Linked DNA regions of Mus musculus: all the other regions are linked to region 4. Evidence: chromatin loops called from intact Hi-C (ENCODE). Cell type or tissue: left cerebral cortex. All regions are shown on one strand. Links, peaks and the distances in the headings refer to the core of each region. The heading gives the core; the rest is flanking DNA. Region 1 has its middle 120 kb from the start of Gm40249. Region 2 has its middle 14 kb from the start of Gm40249. Region 3 overlaps Gm32611 (a long non-coding RNA gene). Region 4 overlaps Grik3 (glutamate receptor, ionotropic, kainate 3).

Region 1 (7,771 bases), core at 1,208-6,207, 220 kb after region 4:
GTCCCTCATGTTGTGGTGACCCCACCACCACCACCATGAAATTATTTTCATTGCTACCTCATAACTATAATTTTGATACATAGGATTGTGAATAATAATGTAAATGTCAGACATGCAGGATATTTGACATGGGATCCCTATGGAAGGGTCATTCAAATCCCCTCCAAGAGGGTCATGGCCCTCACGTTGAGAACCACTGACTTCCCTCAGATTTTTTTCCAGAACTTTCCATGTTACACTATGACGTGATCAGAAAACAGCTGGAAGATGTAGAGGATTTTTACCCAGGCCGGCCTGCCCTAAACTTTCCCAATGGGCAGGCCTATGTTAAGCTCTCAAGCCCGTGTAATTGTCATTCCCAAAACAGGAAAGCGGCTTGGCTCAGACGGCTACTTGTCCAATCAAGTGTGACCTGAGGAAAGAGAGCAGTCACTGAGTATAGTCATGAGACACAGGCTTAGAGAAGGACTGAAAGATCCAGAGAATCCCAGAGACTGTGAACTGTCAGAATCCTGAAATACTTAGCTTCCTGTCCCATTGCCTAGCAAGGCTCAGGCAAGATCCCAACAACCAGTGGAAGGAGAGGCACCCAAGACCCGAAGGACTTTGTTAGCGTGGAGCTACAGCCAGGTAAGGCGACACAGAAAGGTCCAGGATTGAAGGATGTCTGCCCATCACTGGGAGAAGTCTTGGGAGTGAGCATACCGGGCTTCAGGGAGAACTCCAGGTCCAGCAGAGAGTGAGGAGAAAAGAGGCCATGGTTGGGGTGAGGTAGAGCAAGGGGGGCGGATGGTTGGGGTGAGGTAGAGCTGCCCACCCATCCACCCATTCATTGAGGTTGTTAACATTTTATGCAAGAATTCCGGTTCCACCACCTCCTGGCTGTGTAACCTTGAACAAACTACTGCGTACCCTCTGCCTCCGTTACCTTATCTGTGACACACGTGATCGTGAGGACTGTCCCCTCAGAGAGTGATGGAGACTGCTTGCCATAGGCCTGGCCTGTCAGAAGTCAACAACGAAATAAACCCTCTGATCAGCCATCTCCCAAGGCAGCCAGGACAGACTCAGAGCCGGGGCTTGAGTTTCAAGTCCTCCCACTCCTGCCTCGGTTTTGGCGGGTGACTTGGCACACCTCACAGGATTTGGGTGCTTCTCCTGTGTGGTGGGAATGCCCACTCTGCTTCCTTGGCGAGTTCACATGGACAGGAAGGAAGAAATCCAAAAGCCATTTTCAGCGTGGGATGTAAGAAGACTGTTCTCAACGGGCCTTTCTGACCCTCAACTGGGCTCCTGTCCCTTGCTTCTGTGCCCTGTGACTGCCCAGCAGCAGGCCTAGGAGAGAAGGTCAGGGCTGGGGGATAGGACAGGACGGCAGGCTGGACCAGATCCTGCCCCTGGGGACTTCCTCTGGAAAACAGAAGCTAAGTCTTTAAGAAGCATCTGTCATTATGGAAACAAAGTTGCCAGGCCATTTTTTTTTCTATTCCTATTTTTACTGCGGGTTCATTATCTTATGCAAATGAGGCCGCTGATGAGGCCTTTCTGCTGGGTGGCCCATGCTGGGACCAGCTCCACTGAGGGGATTTATTGCCCGCCTCAGCCCTACACAGGATCCAGGATGTGGAGACCCCACAGAGACCGCATCCAGAGCAGTAGCCCCAACCTGAAACAAACCTTCCTCTGGACCGGAAACAAGGCCTTGACAGGTCAAGGTCCTTAACTTCCAAAGGCCCAACTGTCAGTCCTGCAGGATTCAGGCCTCTACCTCAGATTCCCCACTATCTAGAGCCTAGCAGACCGAGTGGCCATCCCCAACATGATACAAGGGAAACGGGCAGTGTGAGCCTGTGTCTGGGCAGCCAGCCTAGACCATGTGACACAAGAGTTCTCAACTAAAGGGTGAGAGAGCTGGGGTGTGCAGCCACCAAGTCTTTACCATCTTTGGCTGGCCCCCTGAACCAGGGCAAAGCCTCAGGCAGAGCACTGGTGGAGTAAGGGTAAGATATGTGCTGATAGTGTCTGCTGTGGAGCTGGCTGCTTTATTGATGAAGAAACTGGGGTTCAGAGAGACCAACAACTTGCCTGAGGTCCGGAGGAATAGATTCAGAGCCTAACTCAGAACCCTCTACCTCTCCAACTCTAGAGGCCAATCGCACCTCATCCCCTTTTATCCTCCCTAGGGCTCACAACTCACCATCAGATCCCTCACCTTGGCTTCCCATCATTCCTCCGCAGCTCTGGGCTTCCTGACATTCCCCAACCACCTCAGCTGGCTCTAGGCTGTCTCCCGGGCTGTCTCCTCTGTGATAAACATGTTGACAAAGCACACGTTCTCCCCAGGGAATTCTCTGCTTCCATGTGCAGAGAAAGTTTTCTTCAAGAGCCTGGGAGAGCCTCTATCCAGTCACCGTGCGTGTCTCAAGCCTTTCACTGCACTGCAAAGACCACCTCCCTTCGTGTATTAGTCAGGTTAACACTGGCTGGACTTTATAAAGAACAGGGGTTTATTGATCTTATAGTTTGGAGGCTCAGAGGCATGGTGGCTTCCTGGGTGCCTCTTCTGGCTTTGGTGAGGGCCATTCAGGTACGTCATATCACGGTCGATGGCACTGGCAGGACTTGCGTGGGGGCTCAGAGGGTGGCAAGAAGTTACATTGAACACCAAGGCACAGACAGAGCTTTAACAGCAATCCTCCCACGAGAACTTCCCAGGGGTACACTCTTCCCCCAACTGATCTAAAGGCTTAGATCTTTTTAAAAAATAATTTACACTCTGAATCCCCTCCTGTCTAAGGGTAGATCTCTTGGTGCCTGATGCTTTAGCAAGAGGACTTGTCATAAACAATAGTAACAAATAATAAAATATAAGTGGTCACTGGCTGAGGCCCCTGCACGCCTCCGCTCACAAGATTCTTGTCACACAGCTCTCTGAGCTCTGGGGTCCTATCCCCACACTGTAGGTGTAGGAAGTGGGAGAGAGGGATCGCCCACAAGGATCCAGTAGGCAGTGGAAAGAGACTCCAGTCTGAGGCCTCTGGTCTGGCGATGTGGTGAATGAGAAGCTCAAAGAACAAAGGAGTGAATTGGAACGCAGTCCACAGCCAAGCTGTTTAGACACCACACGGGGGGGGGGGGGGGGGATCCAAACTTGATTGGACCCAAAAATGTGAATTACTAATTACAGTCACTCACAGGAACGACCTACCATTTATTCCTAATTGCAGTGCAACCCAATAACAATTATGCACATCAATAAATGTGTCAGATTAACTTGGTTGCGAGTTTTATTTGACCACTGCCACTAAACCCCAATTGCTTGTTGCTCCAAGTTGAAAGACGGTGGTCACTCTGCCTAGTCCTGCCCGGTCATTTCCGGCTCACCAAGGACCCACTGAGGCAGGAAAGGAAGTAGAAGATAAAAGAGGAAGAAATATCTTCTTTCTCTACTGAAGCGAGTGGGGGTCTGCCGAGCACTAGGAGAGCGCCTCAGCAGGGGGTCTTTGCAGGGCGTGCAGCCTCATCCCAGGCCTCCCCTCCCTTTCCCCGATGCCAAAGGCAGCTTCCTAATTAGAACGTCCATAACCCTCAGCATCTGCTGCAAGAGAATTCAGCGGCTGCTCCGCCACGGAGAAGTCCATTAACTTTATTGCACAGAACGTCAGACGTGCTTCTAGACAGAGCATCACTGCCAAGTGAGATAAACTACCCAGACTTGCCAGAGGGATGGGCCTCAGCTGGGACCTCGATCCTCTCTCCTCTCACTGTCCAGTGCCCGAGGTAGTCATATTATGCTACCTTGGAAGAAGGGAGCCGGGAAGATGGGGACTTCGAAACACAGGTGCAGCCCAAGCAACGAGCCATCAGTGTGCAAGCCTGCAGTCAGCTGGATGTCAGCAGCAGACAACTCCATCTGACTCCCAGAATGCACCAGGACTGCCACCCAGAGCCAGGCAGCTCGTTCTACCTCAGCAAACATTGGAAGAGCCCTTGTCACCAGTAGCAGGAGAGCACGGTGACTCAGAGTGGCTCTGAGCAGATACCCCTGAGGCTGAATCTCAGCTTTGTGACATAGGAGTCACGTGTGACTATGCAAATTTAAGGATCATCCAGAGACTGGCCCATAAAATGGGCCAGCACCCACCCCTAAAACAATGATGCCTGGAACTTTTAGTGCAATGTCTGGCGCATGCGGAGTGAAGCTCTTTAAATAAAAGCAGTTCTTCCCTGTCTCTGTGTGGTAACCAAAGGGAGAGACAGCCGCCTATGGGGATGAAGCAAGTGCCACTGTAGAGTCAGACAGCCTTGCTTGCAATCTCTGCTCTGCCACGTGACTTCATCCCCTAGGTCTTCAGCTTCCTCATCTGTAAAATGGAGTTGATGTCCCCTGGCCTCTTTCCTCACAGGCAAATGAAGAAGATAGGGAAGTGCTTGGAGACCACCCAAGGGGTCCTCTGGCAAGAATCCTTCCCGCTCCAGTTACTAAGGCTGGCATTCTGATGTCTACTATTCCCTCAGATGTGCCAGGCCTGTGGCTGGCTGTTACTTGGGTCTTTCCCAACTCTTCAGCCTGGAATCCATCTTTGTTTGAGCACCCCACACATTGGCCCTCCCACCTCCTCTTAGGTGGCCCAGATCCTGCAGGAAGCAGCCGCCGAGTCCTAGTCCTGATGGATGTCTCCCCCAAGTGGGCCTCCCAGCCTCCCTTCTCGGTCTTAGATTCCTTCTTAATATGAATAATTAGCAGAAACACTCAGAGGGGTAGACAGCAGCCATAGCAATCGACCCCAGTGATTTCCGAGCCGCGGGGAGAGCCCAATTTTGCTCCAATCCGGGTGCTGTAAATTCCCATCAAGCTAAGAAAATATAGTGCAATTTAGAAACACTGATACGGCAATAAAACACAGATCTCCAGCAAATGGAATTCGGCAACATCTAAAAATGGAGCCATACATTACTGGGCCTGTGACTCCCTCCGGGGACGTGATGCTGGGAGAGGCTGAGGGAGCTTCATGCTCAAGTGGCTCTTTCTTTTCCACAGGAAGGCAGGGCCACCCACAGATGGCCCCCGAGTCCCCCTCAGGCAGGACCTCTTTCTGGATTCAGGAACGGTCCGGGAAGGGTCTTTTCAAAGGGGGAGGACCTAAGGCTGCCCTTGTCACCAAGGGCCCTTGCAGGAGCAGTCACAGAGTGGGAAGGCAGGGAGAAAGAACTCACCAGGTGTCCTCACAAGTGGCTTTCCAGGGAAACGTGATTGTTTCATTTATCAAATGAATACACACAGCCAAGACGTGCTCAAGGTCACCATGGGGAACCGGTTAAATCTGGAAGTGGTTGCCTGTTTTGGGACTCAGACCTTGGATTAGCAAAAATCAAAACTAAGCCCTGAAATGATGCTGTGCTCCTGGCCAGCAGCAGGCCTGGCAGTGTAGCAAGTCCCTCAGTGGGTGGGGTCCTCCTGACCTACGCGGATGGGGAAGCTTTTGAATAGATGAGGAAAACCAGCCACACTCAACATCTCCACAGTAGACATATTTGCTCTCAGCCTAGTCCTCGCCTCCTCACTCCCAAGCTTATTCTGTCTCCTTGCTCATCATCTCTGAGATACTCTCTCATACACATGCAAATGTGTGTGCCTACCGACACCTGCACCATGCATTTGCACCATGCACCTGCACCATACACCTGCACCATGCACCTACACCATACACCTGCACCATGCACCTGCACCATACACCTGTACCATGCACCTGCACTATGCACCTGTACCATATGGCTACACCATTCACTTGCACCTTACACCTGCACCATGCAGTCCCGGCTTCACATCTGTGCCCAGCTGTATCCTCCACCAGCAAGGCAACTCCACTGAGCAGAGACTCATTATGTGCCTGAAGCCCTTAATTCTTCCTCCTTGAACTAAATTAACACAGCACATGGACTCTTCTCAGGTTTGGGACACTATGGACAACTTTCATGTGCTTGTGGATACTGGAGCCTGATGGGGCAGAAAACCCAACAGGCTTCTCTGGAATTGGTGCAGTAAAATGACAGGTCTGAAACCAGTTCCACTACTGCCTCACTGTGTGACAACTCTTGGAAGGTGCTTCATCCCTGTGCCTCAGTTTTCTCTTCTGTGACAATAGACCCTGCTGGAAGGTCACTCCAAGGACTTGGGAGATGATGTGTGGTGGTCATTTAAACCCAGTCATTAAACTGTCATTTAAACAGTCATTCCTGGGGTCCATGGTCATTGCCTCCAGGACTCCTCCAGTCTAACCCGCAGATGCTCAACGCCCACAGCATCTGCAGACTTGGCACGTACTCCCTCTTGACTTTAAATCATCTTGACATGACTTACAATATCTAATACATTATGCAAATTCTATGTCAATAATCATGATATTGTATTGTCTGGGGAACCGTCTACATGTTAGGTCCAGACACTATTGTTTTCTAATTTCTCAACCTGTAATTGTGTAAACCCATGGGTGAGGAGGGTTGACTGAACCTGGCACATGGTAGGTGATTAATAAACAGTAATTGCGTTAATTGGGATAGGGTAGGCTATGCTGAGACCACAACCCGTTCCTGTAGTGCCTTAGCACAGACATCTTTATTTCTTGCTTGAATTTATCCTTCTGTTCTCTATGGTGGAAAGCAGCGATGGTGGGTTTGGAGGGTTAAGGCAATCGAGATTCTACCATCTCAGCGGGGAGCCTTCCTCATTATTGCCCAATCTGAGCTGAAGTAAATGGGCTGAAGAGCCATGCTTCTTTCTACCTCTGCTTAGCAGAAACAGTCCTTCCACCCAGGCCTCAGAGACAAGAGCTGACCATACCAGCAGGTGACACCAGGAAAGTGCCTCCGAGGGAGAAAAGACTGGCCATGAATGGGCCTCAGTGGACCGTTCCCGCATGCTCACTGGCACAGGGCCTTACATGTGCCTGAGATCCACAGTCGGCTCTCAACCAGACTCAGAGTTCCACATTCCTTCCTTGGCTTCTGCCCTGCGCTCTCCCAAAGTGCAGCAGAGAAAACACAAGGCACCACCGTCCCCAACCTATGTGACTTAGGAGTGACGGTGTGTTGGGGAGGTAGGTGTTCTCCAAGTCTCCCCTTTGGCTCCTGTCCTGTGACTGGAGGAGCTGTCATCAATTTAGTGACATCCTAGCAAGCATACCTCCAGCATCTGACTGTAATATGGCCTCTGAGTGTCGGGGATAAATGCCTGTCATTGCCAGAAGGATGCACATGGGGGGAGATGTTGGCAGATAGCTCAGAGAGTTCAAAGACCTCTCCCCATTGATGTGTCCTCATAAGCACTTGGGTAGTTGATGCTCCTGGTGGATGTGTGAAGCCTCGTTGAGCAAAACGTATCCCAGAATTCAAGAAGGAGGGGCTTCCTGTGAGCAGGGTGTGTACCATGGAGCCTCATCCCACAGGTGAACCAGCATCTGGCAGCTGAGATCTGTGCGCTCTCTGAATACTTTAATGCAGAAGCCTTGTGAGCTGGTCACGTGCAGGGAGATGCATTTGCTTTGACTGACAGCTCATCGGCCCGGGGAAGAGGCAGGAGAGTGCCATTCCAGAGGTGCAGAACCACCATGGTAGACCAGGCTGTCCCCCAAACCCGATCCCTTCCACAGTAAATTTATCCCTCCAGTGCTCTGAGGAATGAGCTAGCCACACCCTCACAGACATCTTTGTCCCCACGAGGTTATACTTCTTTTTCCCCATCTGCATCACTGGAGGATGCTCAGCCAGTTGC
Region 2 (7,771 bases), core at 1,117-6,116, 350 kb after region 4:
CAGTCACAGAGAAGTATAGACTTGGCATCTGTTCCCAGTTAGGGTTACTGTTGCTGTGATGAAACACCGTGACCAAAGCACCTTGGGGGGAAAGGGTTTATTTTACTTATGCTTCCACATCACAGTTCATCAAAGGAACTCAGGACAGGAACTCAAGCTGGCCAGGAACCTAGAGCCTGGAGCCCACGCAGAGGCCATGGAGGGGTGCTGCCTACTGGCTTGCTCCCCATGGGTTGTTCAGTCTGCTTTCTTAAAGAACCCAGCCTAGGGATGGCACCACCCACAGTGGACTTAACCCTCCTCCATTGATCACTAATTAAGAAAATGTCCAAAGGCTTGCCTACAGTCTGAACAGAAGGTTCCCTCCTCTCCATTCAGCTTGTGTCGAGTCGACATAAAACTAGCCGGGACAGCATCCATTACTCCATCTACCAAATCAATTCATCAGAGAGTCCATTCGTTCCGGCTTCGTATTCCTGTCTTCATCTTTTAAATCTTAAGTTAAACATCTTCTTCTTAGTTTTTATTACATTCGTTGACTTATTGGTTTGTGTGCCTGTGCAGATGTGTATGTATGGGCATTCACATTTGACACAAGTTAGAGCCATGTGGGAAAGGGGACTCTCATTTGAGAAATGCCTCCAAAATATTTGCCTGTAGGCAAGTCTATAGTGCTTTTCTTCACTAGTGGCTGAGGAGAGAGTCTAACTCATTGTGGGTGGTGCAACCCTTGGGACAGTGATACTGGGGCCTATAAGAAAGCAGGCTAGGCAAACTGTGAGAGAGCAACCAAGAAAGTAGTGTTCCTCCGTGGCCTCTGCTTCACTTCCTGCCTCTAGGCTCCTGCCTTTAGTTCCTGCATTATCTTCCTTCAATGATGGACTGTGATGTGGAAGTATAAAAGAAATAAACTCTCCCCCACCCCCCAAAAAAGTTGCTTTTGGCCATGATGTTTTATCACAGCAATAGGAACACTAAGACACCTACAGTGAAGTTCATGTGGAGGCCAAAGGACGATTGTGGAAGTTGCTTCTCTTCTGTCACCAATTGGGTTCCAGGGATTGAACTCAGGTCATTAGCCTTGGCTGCAAGCACCTTTATGAGCTGAGCCATCTCATCAGCCCCCAGCATCATCTCTTTTTAGAGGCTGGAAAACATAGCCTTGCAATCTGCCCAGAGAAATAATAAAATAGGATTTGGTGAACATATCACATTCTCTCTACCGCCACCCTCTAATCGCACAAAATAAAGATCTCTGTCTGCTAAGGCAGCCTGCCAAAATTAACAGAAATTGAGGCAGAACCCCAAGAAAACAGATGGAGAAAATTAGAAACCAGGAAATACAACCAAAGGGAAAGAGGGGAAGGGGCAAGAAGAGGTACTGAGAATGGGATGGAACAGAGGCCACGGGATACAGTGGGAAGGAGCCACAGAATAAGTGCTGAGGGCTACACAGATAAGAGCCACTGAGCCACCCATCCCATCACAGGGCTGCAGGAGAGCTGAGGACAGGCCGAGCGGAGGCTTCCTGCTCAGACTCGCAAACTCAGACTCGCAAAAGCTTGCAGCTTTTGGAGCACTACTTCACTTCATCCTCTCGGCTGTCACCTACGCACAACCAGAATCTGAAATCTAATTTGGCCTTTGTCAACTCCGTAAATGGTGTTCTTTTGGGGCAATTCACTGGTAAATGGACGGAAATTCTAAATTGGATATCCGCATTGGCCATCCGGGACCTGTTCTCCAGAAGTCTGAGCCCCTTGTCTGCGGCGGACAGGTCATTGTGTGAGCTCTAATGCCAGTGACAAATGGGAGGGCATCAAGATGCTTAGCCGGCAACTTCGCACAACCCACTCTATGGCCCCAGAGAGCTCATCAGACCAGACCAGGCCCCTGATCGCTGTGGCAGCAGGAAATAACTAGGCCTCCAGAGGACTCGAACCTGGAGCTAATTAGTACAGGGAGGGGAAGTTGGGGTCCAGAGGAGGAGGCTCCTGTCCCATCTTCCTGGGGTTCAGAAACCATTTCCTCCGCACCCCTCAGATCTGTCTTGTAGTAACGATCACACTTCAACTGCTGTTCTCTGTCTTCCTGCTTCTGCCTCAGGACCAGGGCAAGACTTCCAGGAACCTGGAGCCTCCCTCAGTCAGAAAGTTCATCTGGGTGTTATTGCCAGAGAGTCATCATCCCTCACATTCCTCTTCCTTGAGGGTGGGACAGAGAAATGCCTTTGCAGAGACACAGGGTCTGTCAGGAGGTCTGTGGTCCCACTGTCCCCAGAAGCACTGAGGACCACTTACTTTTTTTTCAGTATGTATGTGTGGCTGTTTTAACTGCACGCATGTCTGTGCACCATACGCATGCCTGGCACCTGGGGAGACCAGAAAAAGGGTGGAACTAGAAGTTACAAGGAGTTGTGAGCTTGTGGGTGCTGAGACTCGAACCCGGATCCTCTGGAGGAACAGCCAATACCCTTCACTGCTGAGCCATCTCTCCAGTCCCAGGCCCACTTATTACTTATTGCACAGAGCTCTCCTTCCTTGTCTGACTTCCCCTTCTCTTGCCCCTACTTCCTTATACTCCCCAGACAACCCTACCTATATCCAGTCATCTTGGGTTCCACTTTGGTGATTCTCAGACGGTGTTCCTCTGAACCCCAGGGCACCTTGGGATGCTCTGGCCTTTCTCCCATCCCATTCCCTATTGAGCAGACGCTCTGCTGGGACCATCTTGACATTTTTAATCTTGAACAAGGAACTCCGTGTTTTCATTTTACATTGTTCCCTGCACAATGTGTGCATGGCCTACCTCAGCTGGCCAGCTCTTAACTAACCCTGGAACTTCAAATGGAGCTCTGGGCCTGCCCATCCCCCTCTGCTCTCCAGCTCTCCTGGCTTGCTCCTGTCCTGGGTCCCACAGGCCGTCAGGACAAACAGCAAGATGAACAATACCTGGGGGAATTTCCTGGGGCAGAAGGGAGGAGGGAGACCGTTTGCCATCTTCTCTGTCCCTGAGATCTTCTATGGTCACCGCCCCCTGTGAAGAACCCTCAGGCTCTCTGTCCAAAATGTCATTGCAAGGTTTCCCCTGCAGTTTAAAAAACTCCATTCGAGATGATGCGGAATGGCCCTAGCTCTAAACCTTGATCACAGAGAACAGCTTGCCACAGTGACGAGGTCCTGCACCCAACATGCTACAAAGACCAAGGTCAGCTGAGTAGCTTGAGATTTAGACACAAACAGATTCTAGACAAGACACGGCTTGAAAGGTGGAGGGTTTGGCCAGGAGATGAGATCGGGGGAAGAAACACTTTTCTTAATTGGAAAAAGAAAGAAAGAAAAAAAAGACAGCCCCAGGAAAACAGAGCGTGTGTGTCGCATGCTCCCTCGCTCTGTGGTTTTGCACTCTGAACGCAGGAGATGTAGGGGCTGGAAGCTCAGACAAAGGAGACCAAAGGCCTTTCCAGGGATTTGCAGAAAGCAATCACAGATAAGGTTCTTTCATGGGGCAGTTAAAGCTGCAGGGGGGGGGGAGGTGGAGGCGGAGGAAGGTGGCTTAACATCTTGAATGGTCGACCAGAGGTCTCAGGGGGCTCAGACATGGCTCAAAGAAGCCAAAATTAAATTGCTCAAAGGAGTGAAGAGTAAAAGTAAAATTAAGCTTAATTATTAGCAGTTAAGGGCTAATGAGGGTGCCTGATTTACCTAAGCAGTGGGCTATTTCTACATCTTGCTCCAAATTAGCCTTCACTTTTTATATGCAGTTATTAAATTGGTTACTATACTACTATTTAATAAATCCTGCTACACACACACACACACACACACACACACACACACACACACACACATATATATATATATATATATATATAGAGAGAGAGAGAGAGAGAGAGAGAGGTTCCTGTTTGTTGTGATGCATAGACGTTATTAAATGTTTCTAATTACCCAGACACTCCAGCCCACCTAGTGGCAGCTAACGAAACTGCATGCATAACCGCCTGGCAAACCCCAACTGCTTCTAATGCTGGCAAGGTAGGCCGGCTGATTAAAGGGGAGGGCTGAGTCCCATGTTGGGGGAACATGAGGTCCCCATCAAGATGACTACTTGCAGGAATTCTGGGGTGTTCTTGGAGGTCATGGAGGTCTAGGTGACTATGCTGGGGTTAGAGGCTAAGAAGCCACTCAAGTTCAGAATGAGACCCTGGTTACATGTGGGAAGGAAGAGGGCGATGGTGAGAGCCCAGGCTGGGAATCACATCTCCCGGAAGTCAGCAGAGAAGCTAGATGGCCGTGGGCAGGTGGGGGTGGAGTTTCAGAGGGTCTGAAAGTGACCGGAAATGCAGAAAAATGGCCAATGAGAGGAGGAAGGCGGAGGAAAGCCAGCACCTAATGACTTCAGCTAGCCCAATCACGTGCCTCCTTGGCATGGATGGGGTGGGGGGGAGGTGGGGGGAGGACCCAAGTGAAACAGGAAATAGCATACCTGTCTCAGTGGATCCTCTCCCCTCACAGTACCCACTCCAGCACCTTCCCTCATCCAGCTGTAATCTAAACCGGTCCCAGCCAGAGTTCTCTGGAGTGCAAAGCTCTGGAATCCCTGGAAATCACATTCTCTGTGGATGCTACCAAGAGCTCGAAGCCCCATCTTCCATGTGGTTGCTTGCTTGAACCTCAACGACATTCCCTCTCTTGACCTGATCCCTGAGCTGACAATTTCACCGGAGGCCCAGCAGTGTGGAATATCAGAAGTTGAGGTCGTAGTTACCAGCCTTAGAAGTGGCTCAAATTGGGAGGGTGGAACAGGGCTTTTGGCTACTTTATTGGGTTCTCTTTTTCTACCTCACCCTCTCCACCCTTCCAACCCCACAACACTTGGTAGGAAAGAAAGAAGGTTAGAGGGGGAAGGGGGCATCAATTTCATTAGACTACTTCCTGCCAATTAGAGGATGTCAACTTTCTTGGGACAAGTTTGATCTTTGTCTTAAGGATATCTCCAACCAGCAAATAGCAGCGGCCACAGCCTTTTTTATACTCTCTCAAGAATCCCCAGAATTCCAAATGTAAGCTGTCTTCAGCTGGTAAAATCATGCCCCTGCTAGAGCATGAGACAAATCATCGTCAGCTGCTGTGGACAAACTGAAGCAGCCCCATGTTCCACACCTGGGATTAGGACAGAAACATACTCACATAAGATAACTGGGTTTTTAAAGGACTCAAAATTCTCGCTGCAGGAGGGCACTACCCAGGAGTCTTATACCCCACACACTGTCTCTCAGGAAGACCTCCCTGACTCCTGGAGACCCCATGAACCACCTCCAAAACAGCAGCATGTGTCTGGGCCGAAGCCAGTGAGCTGAGAAATAAGCATCCTACTCCAGCCTCCCAGCACATTTTGTCTTTAAGTGCCTCAGAATCCCTGTCCAAGGGCCTGACCCAGAGAGCTAGACCAATGTGACCATGTTTGGTGGCCGCCTTGAGTCGTAACCCTATCAACGTGTTTGCCATCTTCAGGTTAGGACTCCTCAGGGTCTGTCAGCCTTTCCACTGACTTCTTGAGCAGCCTTTACTCAAGCACTGAGACCCCAGTCCAGAACTGGATTTTCTCCCTCAAACCTGTGGCATGTAGGGGAGAGAGAACAGCAGGCCCCCCGTGAGGCCTGAGGTCCCAGAAGAATAGCAGTCTCTGAGGACCATGGCTCTGGACACATATACAGTAGTCTTTGGGTGAGAAAACTGACTGTGCCCTGCTTATGGGGCCCTGTGCCCCGTGGGTGGGCAAGCAGGACAGTCCATAGCCAGAATGAACCAATCTCTGTTTCAACCTCATTTGCTCCACCCCATACCTTCTCTCCAACCCCAAGGCAGCCTCAGGGCAGTCTCAAGCGGACAGTCTCCACCACTGCAAGGACCACTGCTAGGACACAGGCCGGAGAGACTCCAATTTGCATTCTGAACCTGTCACTTCAAAACCATGTGATCTGGGACAGGTGATTTCCCTGCCTCGAGTCACCCTGTGCACTTAGCACAGGAGTTGGTAGAGAGGAAACAGCCAAACATGGGAGAGAAGTGGGTGGGGAGACTCCCGAGGAGAGAGGCCGGAGGCAAGAGATCAGTGAAGCCCTGCAGACTGCAGCGGAGGGAGCTTGCCAAGGAGGAGTCGACAAGAAGGTTCCAGAAGATGGCAGACTGGAGGGTGAGTCAGTTTTCACTGCTGTGAATTATTCACAGCACAGCCAGGGTGACATTTGCTTCCTCCAAGCCACTCCTCCTCCTCCCAGTTGCCTGGGAAACAGCCCCCTCCTCATAGAGACTGTGGACCTGGGCAGGAGGGCCAGAGGGGAGAGAATCATAGACCCAGAGAAGAGTCATCTCTGTGAGTCCCAGGCTGGTCAGAAGGCAGGGACACCTAGTACACAGGAGACTGGGATCCAGGGACACCCCCATCGCATCCCCTAGAGATGCTACAGAAATTCTCAGTACAGGAACAGAAGGTGAAGGTGCTGACTCCAGAGCTCACAGATGACAGGGGCATGGGTGGGCAGGTCTGGGACCTGAGGGGACTCAGCTCTCTTTTTGCCTCTAGTGTCTGGCTTCCTCCTGGACAACACTCTCCCTCTCTCCCAAGTTTCCAAGAGCCACGGAGAACAAGTCCTCTTTAAGCTTGCATTGGACCACTGCTCAATCCTTCTTAGCCCATCTCACATCACCCGGAATCACCCTTGGCTTTTTATTAGCCAATGCCAGCCTCCTGCCAGTGGAGGTCACGTGGTCCTCAGGGTCACCCCTTTCCAGCTGCCTACCCCATGGCCTCAAGGCCCTGCCTGTCATCCAAGTTCTGGTTTCTTATCTCACATTCTCAAATACCCCAAGCATCTTCTCATGCTTACGCTGGTCAGTTCTCCCTTGCTATGACAAAGTACCCGAGCTAAATAACTTTTAAAGTGAAAAGGTTTGGGTTTTGCTCTCCGTTTAGAAGTTTTTAGTCAATGGTCACTTGACCCCACCATTTGGGACCTAACTGGGAGGAGTAGTTAGGAGTGACTGAGTGGTGCTTATCCCACAGCAGCCAAGAAGCAAGGACACAGAGGCAAAGAGGAATGGGCCAGGGTCTGTCTGTCTGTCTGTCTGTCTCTCTCCCCATTTGTTTCTTTCCTCCTTTCCTTCCTTCCTTTTTTCTAGATCAACAGATAAGTGGATAATGAAAACTTGAGACTATATATTCACATATATTATCAAACGGATACATATTTGAATGCATCATATATATTTGTATAAGTGTATAATAGAACTAGTTAGCTCTACGTAAAAATGGAATGAAAAATTGGCAGGAAAATGTATGAACTTGAGATGTATAATATTCAGCGAGGTCACACAATCTCACAAAGAAAAGCACGGCATGTTCTCTCTCATATGTGGGATTGGGCCAATCATACATGTACCTATGTAAACAAACATACACACAGGTTCAGTATAACATGCAGAAAAGACAACAAAGAAGGCTGAATGTTAGGGGATGAGGAAGGTCCGAATGCAGACAGGGGAGAGGACTAGAAAGAGGATGTAAAGGCCACTGTTTTTCCAGTGCTAGTTCTGTCTTGTTGGTTTGGGTGGTAGATAAGTGCATAAAATAGATTCGAAACTGAAGGTGTAAAGTTTGATGCAAAGCCGCTCAGATGCCAGTTCTGACTGTATAGAAGTTCACTGACTGACACAGACTTTGGGTCTGCTTAACTTTGCCAGGTGATATCTTTATTTGCAAGGTTTTTTTT
Region 3 (7,771 bases), core at 1,374-6,373, 260 kb before region 4:
GAAGAGGCACCATGACCAAGGCAACTCTTATAAAGGACAACATTTAATTGAGGCTGGCTTACAGGTTCAGAGGTTCAGTCCATGATCATCAAGGAGGGAACATGCAGGCAGACATGTTGCAGGAGGAGTGGAGAGTTCTATATTTTGTTCCAAAGGCAAACAGGAGAAGACTGGCTTCCAGGCAGCTAGGATGAGGGTCTTAAAGCCCACATCCACAGTGACACACTTTTTCCAACAAGGCCACACCTACTCCAACAAAGACACACCTCCTAATAATGCTACTCCCTGGGCCAGGCATTTTCAAACCACCACACCCACCACATGTGACAACAGGAGGTTCAGAGGAAGCAACAGGGCCACCATATTCCCTGTGATCACCCTTTACCCCTTGAATCTTTTCAAAAGTGCTAGAGGCCCTGATTCCAGCCTCTCTGCTTTTCTGGGTCTGGGAAATGGCAGCTAATAGTGGCTAATCTAAGAAACACCAGAATGGCAGATGCCTGGGTCTAAGGCTCCAGACTTGAAGCACCTGCTCGCTCAAGAGTTTAGAGACTGCCAGTTAGTTCCAGGTATGTATCTTGAAACATCCTCTTTAACTGGCCCACCACCTCTAGTTCCCATCTCTGGTCCTTGTCCCTGGTGGCTCCAAACACCTGGCAGTACCTTGCCATGCAATGGGCTAGAATACCTGCACAGACATTTTGGCTGGGCTTGTTAGCTGACTCAGGGCAGGTGGCCCTGTGTCTCTGTAGCCCTGTATCTCCCTTCAGCTTTCCAATCGTCTTTCTTTTCAAAGGTAAGGATTCTATGCGACAAAGTAAGTCAGAGCTTCTCAAAGTTTCCCACCAAAGCAAAACCTGACTGCAGAAGAGAGTAAACAGGTGCCCTGGGGGGTGGGGGCGGGACGGGGGCGTAGCTTAAAACAACCCGCCACAAACTCAGCATTCATTGAAGTCTCACCGCAGCTTAAAAATTCATGGGAATTTTGCATTCAGCTCCATAATGCATCTGCGCTGTTTCTTTTAACGCGAAGACAGCGTTTCAAGTTGCTCGCCGTCGGGTAATCTCAATGCCAGCAGGACCGGCCATGTTTGTCATGTAGCTCATATATTCTTCAGCGCACCGATGGGAGTCTCCAGGGATGTGTGTATCCAGTTTAAGAAAGATTCGTGTAGGTACAGCGCTCTGGAAGGAGCAAAACACATTAGATAAAGGTCAGGAAGTCTGGGTGTGAGCCTTGGCAGCGATGGGAACACATTCATCAGAGAGCAAGATGTCGGTATGGAGGAGGGAAGAGAAGGAAAGAAGGCACTTGGGAATGGGGAGGCAATAGGGATAGGAGAGGGGGTGTGGGGAGAGGGAGGGGACGCAAATTCCAGGCCTCCCAGAATCCAGCTCTCAAAGCAACTTCCCTTCTACCTAGTGACCCCAGCTCAGTGCCACCGAGTGCCTGTGAGCCATGTGCACTGAGTCCTTTTGCTCAGGGTAGCTCCCAGTACTGCACGGGGTCTTTTCTCCCATAGCCCTCCTTGCCTTTTTGAGGCGTTTTTTTGAGCCATCCACGCTTGCTGGAAGCTTCTGTAAGTATCCCAGAATGCCTCAGGTGAGTTTGCAGACGGGACTCCACTGGGACCGGAGCTGTAGGCACAAACCTTTGTCATCTCCTTTCTGCTCTTCTTAAGTATCTCTTTAAAATTGCAAAGCTCCCATGCAGAAAGGCGAGCTCTCCGTGATATTACCAAATGTCTGAGAGCAAATATTTCCCAAGAACTGTGGGGGCGCGAGCAAACACCCTCTTTTTTTCCCCTTTGTTATTCCTGGGCGGAAGCAGATAATGAGTTACCCTTTTCACAATCAGTGCTTGCTGGATTTTTGGCTACATTATTGGGAGCAAATATAAACAGGGTAAGTTAAAGGCATAGATTATTGCAAAATAAAATTGGGATACATGAAGCTTAAAAGTCTTAATTTTAAACCACTCCTCACAATAGGCCAGAAACTTGATCCTCTGTAATTCCCCGCAAACAGCGTTTGCATTTTATTATTGAATGTGTCTTCTCTCGGCCTGGGATGAGATTTGACTCATGTTTTCGCATAAATATAATAAAAGGATGCTTCCCAGCGAATATAGATTTAGGAAATAGTGTTTGCTTATTTCTCTCAATTCAAAAGAGTGCAAACTGGAATCTTTTTTGCTTGTTTCAGTAATTTTTCTTTTAAACACAAAGACTGCCCGTATTGTTTCCTTTCATAGAGACCACAAGGCAGTCTGGGGAGAGTTGTGGTTTTGTCTTTGTTTTTTTGTATTTCTCTCTAGGGAGTGCATAACATACTGTGAATCTACGAGTCAGCAGCTAAGGCTTTCTACTGCCTGGCAGTGGCTGCGGACATTGTGGGCAGGTGTCTGAGGGTCTGTTCAGGCTCAGGACCGCAGCCAGTCAATCTCTTCTGGGACAGGGTCCTACAAGAAGAGGTCAAGCCAAAATCTAAGACCAGCTTCTATGGGTTCTCTTGGTGTTTCTGTGTCTTTCCCAGAAGCCCACAGAGATGATAGTGAGGGCCAATTGCTGGCTGACTCTGTTGCTTGCTCTGTTACTTTTCTGCTGTGATGAAATACCAGGACAGAAGCAATTCCAGGGAGAAAGGGCTTATTTTGGCTTACAGTTCCAGGTCATGGAATTTACCATGGCGTGGACTTAAGGGAGCTGGTAGGGAGCTGGTCACATTGCATTTGCAGTCTAGAAACAGGGAACAAGGAGAACTTGTACTCAGCCAGCTTTCACCTTTTTATGCAGTCTGGGACTTGTGCCGAAGGAATGCTGTCACCCACAGTGGGCGTGTCTTTTCCCTCAACTGACCTAATCAAGATAGGCCCCTAAGGCATGCTCAGAGCCCTGTCTCCTTGGTGAGTCTAGATTCTATCAAGTTTGTAACGCTAGCCATCACTGTCAGTTCTGGACTCACAGTAGCTTTCTTGCATAGGGATGCAAAGAAACAGTGAAGGGCCAGAGCCAAGCCAGAGCCAGTCACTCCCAGGCATGGGATGGTGCCTCTCTGAGCCTTAGTTTTTCCATCTGTAAAATGGGATAATAATAGGATTTACTTTGAAAGATTGGTGTGAAGATCTGCCAGAGGGAAGAGAAATGCATATTTAGAAAGCCACTGCATGTATATGCATATATAGAAAACCTTGCCAGCTAGAAATGGTTCAGATAGTGTCACAGGGTTTGGTGGGGCTAGGCTCACTCTTGGTCTGCCTTACATTAGAGCCAGTTCTCATTGTCTTTTGCTTGGAGAACAGTGCTGAGGATTGAACCTAGGGCCTCACAGAGGTACAATTGCCTTACCACTGAACTATCCACCTAAGTCCCCCAAATGTCATGATTGTAGTTAAAAGCTTTCAGAAAGATTTTCAGCCCAGATCAGATTTCTCAAAAACTAAATATTTGTGCTTTAAATTTCACCACACTCAGTTTTTTCCACAAGTCAGTTATTTGTGCCACTGGTGGCTTCCCTTTGTGTCGGGGCTGCTTCCCCTGGGGCAGGATCCAACTCTCCCACCTCTCTGAGCGAGCACTTCTACCTGTTTAGAATATTCCTCCTGCAATACATACACATTGCCACCAGGTGGCAATAGATTCCCAGACCTCTTCGGGGAGCTTGGCCATAGCAGAGGTATTCCCTTTCCTGGGAAACAGTTGAAAATGGATTTCTATTTATTAAACCAGTTCAATGAGATTAACCTACTTACCACCCCAACTTTAAGCATGGCAAGCGTCGCGGCAGCTAATGAGACAAAATACAAAGTGTTTGGTGCACCCAATTATCTCTTCTTAAGTAATCCCTAAAGAACGGCTAATCCGTGCTCCTTCCCCAGGGAAGCCCCCCTCTCCTGTGTCTCCCCGCTCCCTAGAGCTTCCTTCTGCTCAATGCACAGGCGCTCATTCAGTCCCGAGTATGGTGCCTGCGCTCTGGGGCAGCCCTAAACTGGGGATGTTCTCAGCCAGAGAGGAGAAAGGTGGCGTTCTGGAAACAGCAATGGGTCCCAGAGCCAAAAGACAGGGTCATGGGGATGCATGGACCCGGCTGGGAAGGAACTTGGAGAGGGACTGGGGAATCTGAAGACTTAGGCCTTTACCTAGAGAGATCACAGTTGTGGAGTTTATTGGGTCATGTGACCTGGCATTGGCAAGTCTTTCTATTCTTTAAGATACATTAGATATGTAGATTAAACACACACACACACACACACACACACACACACACACACACACACACCCTGACTTGAAAATTCTGGACCAGATTTAGCTCTGAATGAGTTTGAGGTTTGTGAAAGAGGGGTAGGCAGGAAAGGGCTTAGTGGATATGCAGGACAGAGGGCTGTGTCCACAACTGTGGGAGCCCAGAGGAGCCCCCCCCCCACCCCACCCCCCGCCACTCTGACAGATAAATCCCTCAATCATCATCCACTCAGTAAATATTCACTCTACTCCTGCTGGGCAGAGTTCTGTGCTGACTGCTGGGGATCTGTAGGTGGTAAACAGCTCCCAGCTCCACGGATTGCTGTGCAGCCTAACCAGAGAGACAGATGCCGCCGTGATCTGTGGCATAAGAGTTTGGTTGTGGGTTATCGAGTACCTGACAGATAGGTGCTCAGTGCCTTTGAGATGTGGGTCAGAGAGGGCTTTCTCAAGGAAGCTGTGATCGGCCTGGGGTCTGAAGGGTTAATGGTAGTTTAACTCACCCACTTGCCAGGCCATCCACCCCTTTTCTAGAGGTCACTGGGTGCCCAGTGGGGAAGGTCTAGCCCAGACAAGGTCATGAGCCAGAGAAGGAGTTATTGGTGGTCAGGATGGAGCCCCAAGGGTTGGAGTCCTTCATCCAGTGCTTCTCTGGTCTCCAGAGGGCCGTGTGTATGAGCTGCAGCATTGTCCAGGCTAGCAAAGGCCCTCGAGGCCTTGGGAAGAGCCAGGGAGGGACAAATGGATGCCTCAGATGGTAGAGTCCCAGCCAGCATTTTGGGAAAGATGCTTTGGGTAGAGGATGGCACAGACCCTTGGTTCTCCCCTGGCCAAGAGAGCCCAGTTTCCTTTTATTATTATTATTATTATTATTATTGGCCTTGAACATGTGATTTTCCTGTTTTGACTTCTTGAATGTCTGGTTCTTAGGTCCCATTAAAAGTTTTTGATTGCCGGGCGGTGGTGGCTCACGCCTTTAATCCTAGCTCTTGGGAGGCAGAGGCAGGTGGATTTCTGAGTTCGAGGCCAGCCTGGTTTACAAAGTGAGTTCCAGGACAGCCAGGGCTATACAGAGAAACCCTGTCTCGAAACAAAAAAAAAAAAAAAAAGTTTTGGGGCTGGCGAGATGGCTCAGTGGTTAAGAGCACCGACTGCTCTTCTGAAGGTCCTGAGTTCAAATCCCAACAACCACATGGTGGCTCACAACCATCCGTAACAAAATCTGATGCCCTCTTCTGGAGTATCTGAGGACAGCTACAGTGTACTTACATATAATAAATAAATAAATCTTTAAAAAAAAAGTTTTTGATTGCTTGTTGATCTTGAGACAGAGTCTCATGGATCCCGGGTGGCCTCTGCTGACGACCTTGAACACCTGATCTTCCTGCCTCTGCCTTTGAAAGTCTGAAATTACAAGAATGCACTACCACAATTAGTTTGTTCTGGGCTGGGGGATCAAATCCAGGACCTTGTGCTTGATAGACAAACACTTTACCAACTGAGCTACATCCCCGGCCCATTCAGGGTGTGACATCTCAGGATGAGGAGCGAGGCACAAGATGGAATTGAAAGCCAGAGTCCCCAAGAACAAAGAAAGGGATCAGGGACCAGGGTTAAACCAGGAGTCTGTGCGGGCTAGTTTAATGCCAACTTGACTTAAGCCAAAGTCACCTGAGAAGAGGGAACCTCAGTTGAGAAAATCCCTTCATGAGGTCTGGCTGGAGGCAAGCTTGTAGGACATTTTCTTAATTAGTTACTGATGGGGGAGGACCTAGCTTATTATGGGTGGGGCCATCCTTGGGCTGATGGTCTTGGGTTCTGTAAAAAAAAGCAAGCTGAGCAAGCCATCGAGAGCAAGCCAGTAAGCAGCACCCCTCCCTGTCCTCTGTATCAGCTCCTACCTCCAGGTTCCTGCCCTGTTTGAATTCCTGTGCTGGCCTTCTTCAGTGATGGACTACAATGTGGAAGTATAAGCCTAATGAACCCTTTCCTCTCCGGCTTGCTTTTTGGTCATGGTGTTTCATCATAGCAATAGAAACCCTAATTAGGACAGAGGACTTAGGAGTCAAGACCACAGTTTCTCAGTGTCTGATCAGTAGGGGCAAAGCCCCCAGGTCTGTTCCATATTCCTCCTGCCTCCACCCCTGAGAAGAGGAGCTACGTGATCTTCATGCACAGCTTAGCCCTGAGCCTGGGCATCCTCATGAACTAGAAATTCTGGGTTTGCCTGATGGAGTCAGGTGATCAAGCAGTGGCCTGAGACTAGGAGCCCAGCACGCTGCCTGGCCCGCCCACTGGCAGTGCTCCCTTCTGCTGTGCCCTCTGGTGCTCAGTCCATCCGTGCTCCCTTCTGCTGCCCACTCCTTCTCAGGCTGTGCTCCCACCTGTCAACCCCAGGGTGCCTCGCCTTTGCTTAAGGAGGTCACAGGACCTTGTTGGTGGCCACTTCCTTCAACTCCTGTCTTGACTGGGCCTAATGCTGGCTGCAGGTTTGCACAACTCTCTTTAAAAAGAAGCCCCTAAATATCTGACAGAAGACACAACCGCACATTTTCCAGCACATCCTCCGGGGGGCTGAGAAAAATAAGTCACTGTCAGCCCCTGCACTGAATCTTTAAGGTACGTGTCTGATGCTCGGGACTTGGGTTGGATGCTGGCTCTGAGACCTTCTTACTGTGTGACCTTGAATGTGACAATACAGATAGATGGGAGCCAGAGAATTCACAGATGCTACTATTTTTATTTTGTTGAATGTTTTGGGGCAGCAGGGTCTTTTCTGGCTACTACCCATTCACACTCCACACCCTGTGTAAGTGGAGGATTTGGCAGTTTGCGCCAGTCTGGCTGTTTAATTAATTTAGTGTGGTCTCCATCCATCAGTGAGCAAAGAGCTGCCTTTGGCTCAGTAGGCTTGAGGCGCCAGGGTTAGAAGTAGTTACAGGAGACAATCTTAGCACAACCTTCTGTCCAGGGCCTCACAGCCACAGCTCCCATGGCAGGTCTTCTGCTTATTGGTTGAAGGACCCAGGGCATTTGGCGGCCCAGGCCTGACTCCCTTTCTCTGTGGAGGATTCGATGCCACTAAAGGTTTCATAGGGGTTCGGGAAATAGCAGCTTATCATGATGACTATAAATGAGATCATGTGTGAATCACATATACAGACCTTACTCACAGCAAGGGATCTATTGATATCTGGCAGCAGTTTCCCATAATCATGGTGATAATCATGATAAAAATGCTCACACGGGGGCTGAAGAGGTGGCCCAGCAGATAAAAGCCCATGGTGTTCTTGCTGACAACCCAAGTTCAGTGTTCGGTATCCACTTTTAACAGCTCACAACTGCTTGTAACTCCAGTTCCTGGGGATCTGACATCTTCTCTTAGCCTTTGACCTCTATACTCAGATGCACACATATAATTAAAAAGAAAACAAACACTTTAAAAATTCACATACAAATGCTATCTTTCCCATTCCTAGCTTCTATCAAGCACCCATGTGCCTCCGAGGAGTTGGGGTCACAATAGTGTC
Region 4 (5,000 bases), core at 1-5,000:
TTGGCTAGGCTGGATGCAGTCTCTCTATCCCCATCTCTGGGATCTGAGGCCTCTCTCTTGGCTGGGGCTGCAGGGATCGAGGCCCTGGAAACTGAGCTTCTCTGAAGCATGCTGGGTGCTTCTGCTGGAGCGGCTGGAGCTTGGAGCCCGAATCCCTCCTCCAGCAGCCAGGCGTCGTCGCTGAGCACAGGACCAGAGAGGGTTTACCTGCAGGTGCAAGATGGGCTCTCTGGCCTGGGGAGGGTGTTCCCCGCCCCTTCTCTTTGTGCCTCTTTTGGGGGCTGAAATTCCCTCCTAGACAAGGAGATGGATCGCTCAGCAGTGTGACAGAGTGTTCAAACAATCTGTCTTGAATAGATGAATTGCACTGCTCTGTCTTTTTGTAATTGTGTCTATCAGAGGGAGAGGTCAAGGCATTGATTGCTTGGATGGTTTGCAAGTAACAAAGGAGAGTGAGGGAGAGAGAGAGTAATTGGATTGTAGTCTGCGGGAAAAAATGATCATTGATTATTTTATATGAATATGTGGAAGATGTATTCTGTGTGTGATTATCAAGGGCTGCCATGGAAGAGGCATATTGTTCTGCGTTTTACTATTATTGTCATCATTATTGTTGTTTGGATGGATCCAGGTCTTCAGTTAGGATAAGCAGTTAGACTCTGAGCCTTGTCAGCCAAATGAGATTTAGTGACCTTCCATTGGGGACTTGGATTTATAGGTTTATAATCTACAAGCTGCAGCGGAGGGTTGATGGACATAGAGGACAGAGGCTTGGATTTCCTCGTCTTTCTGCTCTTAATGAACTGGATCACTTTGATAAAATTCTATTCTTCTTCTTTCCACATTTGTGCTCAGTTTCCCCTTATGTACACAGTTTGGTTGACATCCTAACTGTGGTGTCAAGTTCCCTTTAGAGTGGACTGCCAGGAACGGTTATCATCAATGCAGGTCTCCTGCTTATATCTTTCCTAGGATTGAGGGCTTCTTGGAATCTGAAAAAGGAGCCTGGCAGTAGTAACAGCAGCTGGGGCAACATGGAGAGTCGTGTGTGTGTGTGTGTGTGTGTGTGTGTGTGTGTGTGTGTGTGTGTGTGATGAGGAGCTCGGTAGCTGGCCTTGATCTCTGGCCAGCCAGTGGGGGGATTCAAAGCCAAATGACTGCAGAGACATAAAGCAGGTGTAAGGGGGTGGGAGGGAAGGGCACGCCTGGCTCTGCGTTCTTGGAGGCTTCACAGTCAGGGCAGGGCTAAGCAGTTTCTGAATGTACAAGGTTCCAGCAGCCCTTCTCGGGACAGTGGGACAGTGGGACAATCCCCCATGTGCCCCTCCTTTGATCAGATCATCCAAATTGTCCCAAACATCCGTCTCCGTTTGAGAGTCACTGCATGTTAAACAATGAGGAATTCTCTTGACTGGCCATGTACGGAAACATTGCGCCTTGTAGGAACAGACAGCTGCTGAATGAAGATCAATAGGGTCCCCCCCCCCCCAGAAGTAAATAGCTTCAGACAAAACCTGGGAGTGGCCCGAGGGGTCTTGGAAAGCGATAACTTGAGGAATTTCTGTTTCACTTTCCAGCCCAGCTTGCTCCCGCCAGCTCTGGCTTCTCCTTCTCCAGCTGGAGTTTTATTTCCCACTCTGTGCTCGAGATGCACCCGAACAGAGCAGTCATTTGGCCTCAGGATGGTCTGGGGTTTTCAGTTTTGTTTGGGGTGAGCCAGGCTGGGCTGAGCTTTTCCAAGGTCATGGGCATCCCCCTGTGACTGAACAGGATGGGCTGAGTTTAGAAGTCTAGCCCACAGTGCTGTTTTAAAGGTGTTTTAAAGGTGAGCTCTGGGCTCCTTGCCCTTGCAGAAATGCAAGAGTGTTTGTCTCCCTTTGGCATCTTTTGTAAACACCCCCCCAGCCCTCACTGTGAGCCTCTGTGGCAGGGGACAGTGATCATACAGGCACCGTGGTGTTCTAGCATTGGGAAGTAGAGTATCCTGCAGAGACAGAAGGTCCTGATAATCCTGTAGGCATTAGAACTGCCCCTCCTCAGGAGGCAAGGCCTAGGAAAGGAAGCTGCAGGCTGGGGCGGGGAGAGATTTGTGCTTTGTGGCTAGGGCTGATTCTGATGCACTAGAAGCAAGGCCTCCCTGTCCTCTCATGGTCAGCCACCCCTCTCTCCTTTCTGCAGCTGCAGCCTGAGCCCAGTCACCCTTGCTCGGGACCTGCTAGAGGCAACTGAGCTCTGACACTTCACTGGGTCATGTAAAAGTGGGTAAGGGATTGAGGTGCCCAGAATCTGCCTGGCAACAGAGAACTGACATCCAAGAATAAGGTCCATCTCTGGAGCCTGCAACCAGAAGACCCTGGTGTGTTATCCAGAGGCTAGAGAGGAGGGCCCGAGAAGGTAGAGTCCCCCAGAGGGCCAGCCAGAGCCGGTGCCTTGGCCTTGGCCTTGGCCTGGAGTGTTTTGCTTCGAGGTGCTGATTCCCCAGCAGCAGCAGCAGAGGGCAGTGTGTCTGTGTTCAGATGGCCACCGAGTCTCCTGCCTGGGGCCCCACTGAGTCTGGAGCGTCATCAAAATAATAAAGCAGCAACAATACCGTGGCCGTAGTTTATTGAGCACTTAATAGCTGCCAAGCTGTTTGGAGTGCTTTCCAAACAATGACAAGTAGCAGAGAGATAGTAAGTGCTCACTAAATGTGGCTGCAGCATTTTCGCCATTATCTGATTGAGCCTCTACAGTCTGCTGCTGGTTGGTGCTGCTCCCCATTTTGCAGACAAAGAAACTAAGCTGGGTGGACTCACGTGCCCAGAAACACATGGCTAGTTCCTAGTAGACACGGGACTTGCACTGCGGTCAGATAGCCTCCAGATCTGGTGCTTGCTGGCTCGGAGCTGGCTGTGTAGTTTGAAGATAGCAATAATTTATAAAGGGGCTAAATGCAGGCCCGGTGTCCGTGGTTCTGGAAGCTGAGCAAGGTCTGGCTGGGTGGTTCTGGGGTTCTGGCTGGTCTGGAATGGTTTTGGTGCCTTGTTTAGTGCTCATAAGTGATCTATGCAGTATCAGGCTCTCCTGGCTAATGAGCCTGGCTGATGGAGTACTGTGAAAACGGGTGGACGTCCAGGGAGATACACACTCATGTGTTTCTCTAGTCCACCTGGCTTTGGCCTTTTGACTGTCCAGAGCTTTAATTCAAGCCCCAGATAAAGGCCGGATTCGTCTGTGGTTGAGGCCAGTCTACTCACAGAAATCCCTCTGCTTCCCAGGAGTTTCCCAGGATATCCTCAAAGACACTGTCAAAGCTTTGAGACCTGAGGGCCCGATGTGTGTGTCTCACCTCCAGCTTCTATCACCCCTGAGCTAGCAAAAAAAAAAAAAAAAGATATGAGGTAGACTAGCCCTCTTTGTTCTTTCTCCCCTGCCTCACCTCCCATTTCCTACCCCGGCCTCATCCCCTCCCTTTCTCCATCATCCTTTCCAGGCTACTGATAGTTTTTATGTTGTTCTATTTTTAAGCAAGAGTCACATGTCCATCTTCTAAATGGAGCCTATCTGGTTTGGAACCGAGATTGGTGGGCAACGCATGGGACATGGTGGTTGCTGTCAGCAACTGCCACACTGCTTGTGAATGGAGGAGCTGTGTCACTTACTGCAGCAGTGACACATTTAGGATTGGCTCGGACAGAGGGGTCCTCACATTGTAATTGTCCAGCTTCCCTGTCTGCAAGGGGGAGAAATAGAGAATGCCTGTCTCTCAGAGTCAGATAATTGTGATGTCTTTTCAAAAGCGTAAGTTGGTCCAACGAGCAACATTAAGTCTTTGCTATTATTCCTGTAGTCAGAGACCAGTTCAGAGCCTGGAGTCTGGTGAAGTTCCCCGGATTGGGGGTTGGGGGTTGGGGTAGGGTGTCAGGATTTAAGGAAGCTCCCAAAAGATGAGGACTTTGAGCTTGCCTCAGTGATGCAACAATGAGTGCCTCCTTAAATCCAGACTCTCCCCTTCTGGGTGAGCTTCAGGCTCCACAGTCCTTGTATTTAGAGATGCTTAGCTACCAGACACAATCCTAACCAATGGGGCTTGGAGAGGTGAGACTGGAGGAGGGGCCAGGGAACTGGAGTTGAGGGCAACAGGCAGTTGGATTTTTGTGGGTCTTTCCTTTGAACACATGTTACAGTGTGAGGCCTCAAAGCCCTCTCTGCCACCCTTCCCCCAAATGACTTGGTTCTGTTTCTTTGGAATCACCCCAGAGTCCAGGCGGTCCCTCCTGCTGGTGTTTTCTTCTCCTCACAGCTCAGTCCCAGCACCGGTTCCTGGCTCTGCTCCTTTTAACCTTTATATCCCGAGTGCTACTGACCTTGACTGTGGCTAGGCTCGGGAATGGATTTGGGCTTTCTCTAGTGCGTGTGATTCTGCCATCTGCTTTACAGAAGGATCTGCCCAAGGTTGCCCACAGCCACCTTCCCCACATCACTACCAAAATGGATGTTTCATAATGATGTATTCTATGGATGATAAGCTAGTTTTTTCTTTATGTTTTTCACACAGAAGCCAGCGTGGGCCTCATGTGCCATGTCTGAGTTTACTTATGGAATTTTTTCCCTTGGCACCTCCAAATAATGGTGTGTCTGGGTTTGACGAGATGTAGCTGATTGGCGTTTCAGTGTGAATCTACTCCTGTGTGCTTGCTGCATGACCCGGGCTGAGTCACTTCCCCTCTAAGCCTCTATTTCCTCTCTAGCTGAGATAGAAGTCTTAACATGTAGTGAGAGTTTAGTCTGTTCTTTCTGACCTACAAACATTATGTATGTCTGAGCCTTACAGTTCTGCCTTCACGGGGCTGCCGTGTGGACTAAAGGTGATAACATGTGTGGATCTCTTTGTATGGAGCCTAACGCTTAATAACCGAGGAAGAGGAGGAGGAGGAGGAAGAGGAGGAGGAGGTTCCCTGGGGGTGGAGGCCGTGTCTCTGCCATCAGATGTGGCTCTGACACTCTGGGCTTTGTGTTCA

What was found. A loop is a pair of places that touch in the nucleus more often than their neighbours do. Peaks named below come from ENCODE experiments on the same cell type or tissue, not always from the same donor. Only the 100,000 strongest peaks of a DNase experiment are listed, where the experiment ranks them.
Region 1: a loop joins it to region 4, with 2.1 times the contacts of the local background. A loop is called at or near these places in 8 of 42 quality-filtered maps.
Region 2: a loop joins it to region 4, with 1.9 times the contacts of the local background. A loop is called at or near these places in 6 of 42 quality-filtered maps.
Region 3: it touches region 4 in a loop (2.3-fold over the local background); 2 of 42 quality-filtered maps call a loop at or near these places.

The regions. Positions count from the first base shown.
Region 1 is chr4:125,714,969-125,722,739 of GRCm38, forward strand. No RefSeq gene overlaps it. Among named protein-coding and RNA genes, the nearest start is that of Gm40249, 120 kb to the right of the region's middle. In left cerebral cortex, for the core only: no CTCF peak of the experiment used is centred there; DNase peaks (open chromatin) are centred at 4,089, 4,571 and 4,930.
Region 2 is chr4:125,846,506-125,854,276 of GRCm38, forward strand. No RefSeq gene overlaps it. Among named protein-coding and RNA genes, the nearest start is that of Gm40249, 14 kb to the left of the region's middle. In left cerebral cortex, for the core only: a CTCF peak has its summit at 3,965; DNase peaks (open chromatin) are centred at 1,298 and 3,989.
Region 3 is chr4:125,228,272-125,236,042 of GRCm38, forward strand. The region is part of intron 4 of Gm32611 (a long non-coding RNA gene); the gene reads left to right. Among named protein-coding and RNA genes, the nearest start is that of Gm40244, 14 kb to the left of the region's middle. In left cerebral cortex, for the core only: a CTCF peak has its summit at 3,621 (motif pointing right); a DNase peak (open chromatin) is centred at 3,631.
Region 4 is chr4:125,493,159-125,498,158 of GRCm38, forward strand. All of the region lies in intron 1 of Grik3 (glutamate receptor, ionotropic, kainate 3), which reads left to right. Among named protein-coding and RNA genes, the nearest start is that of Grik3, 5.0 kb to the left of the region's middle. In left cerebral cortex, for the core only: CTCF peaks have their summits at 184 and 2,491 (motif pointing right); DNase peaks (open chromatin) are centred at 147, 2,499, 4,094 and 4,546; H3K4me3 peaks cover 1,061 bases; H3K27ac peaks cover 1,098 bases.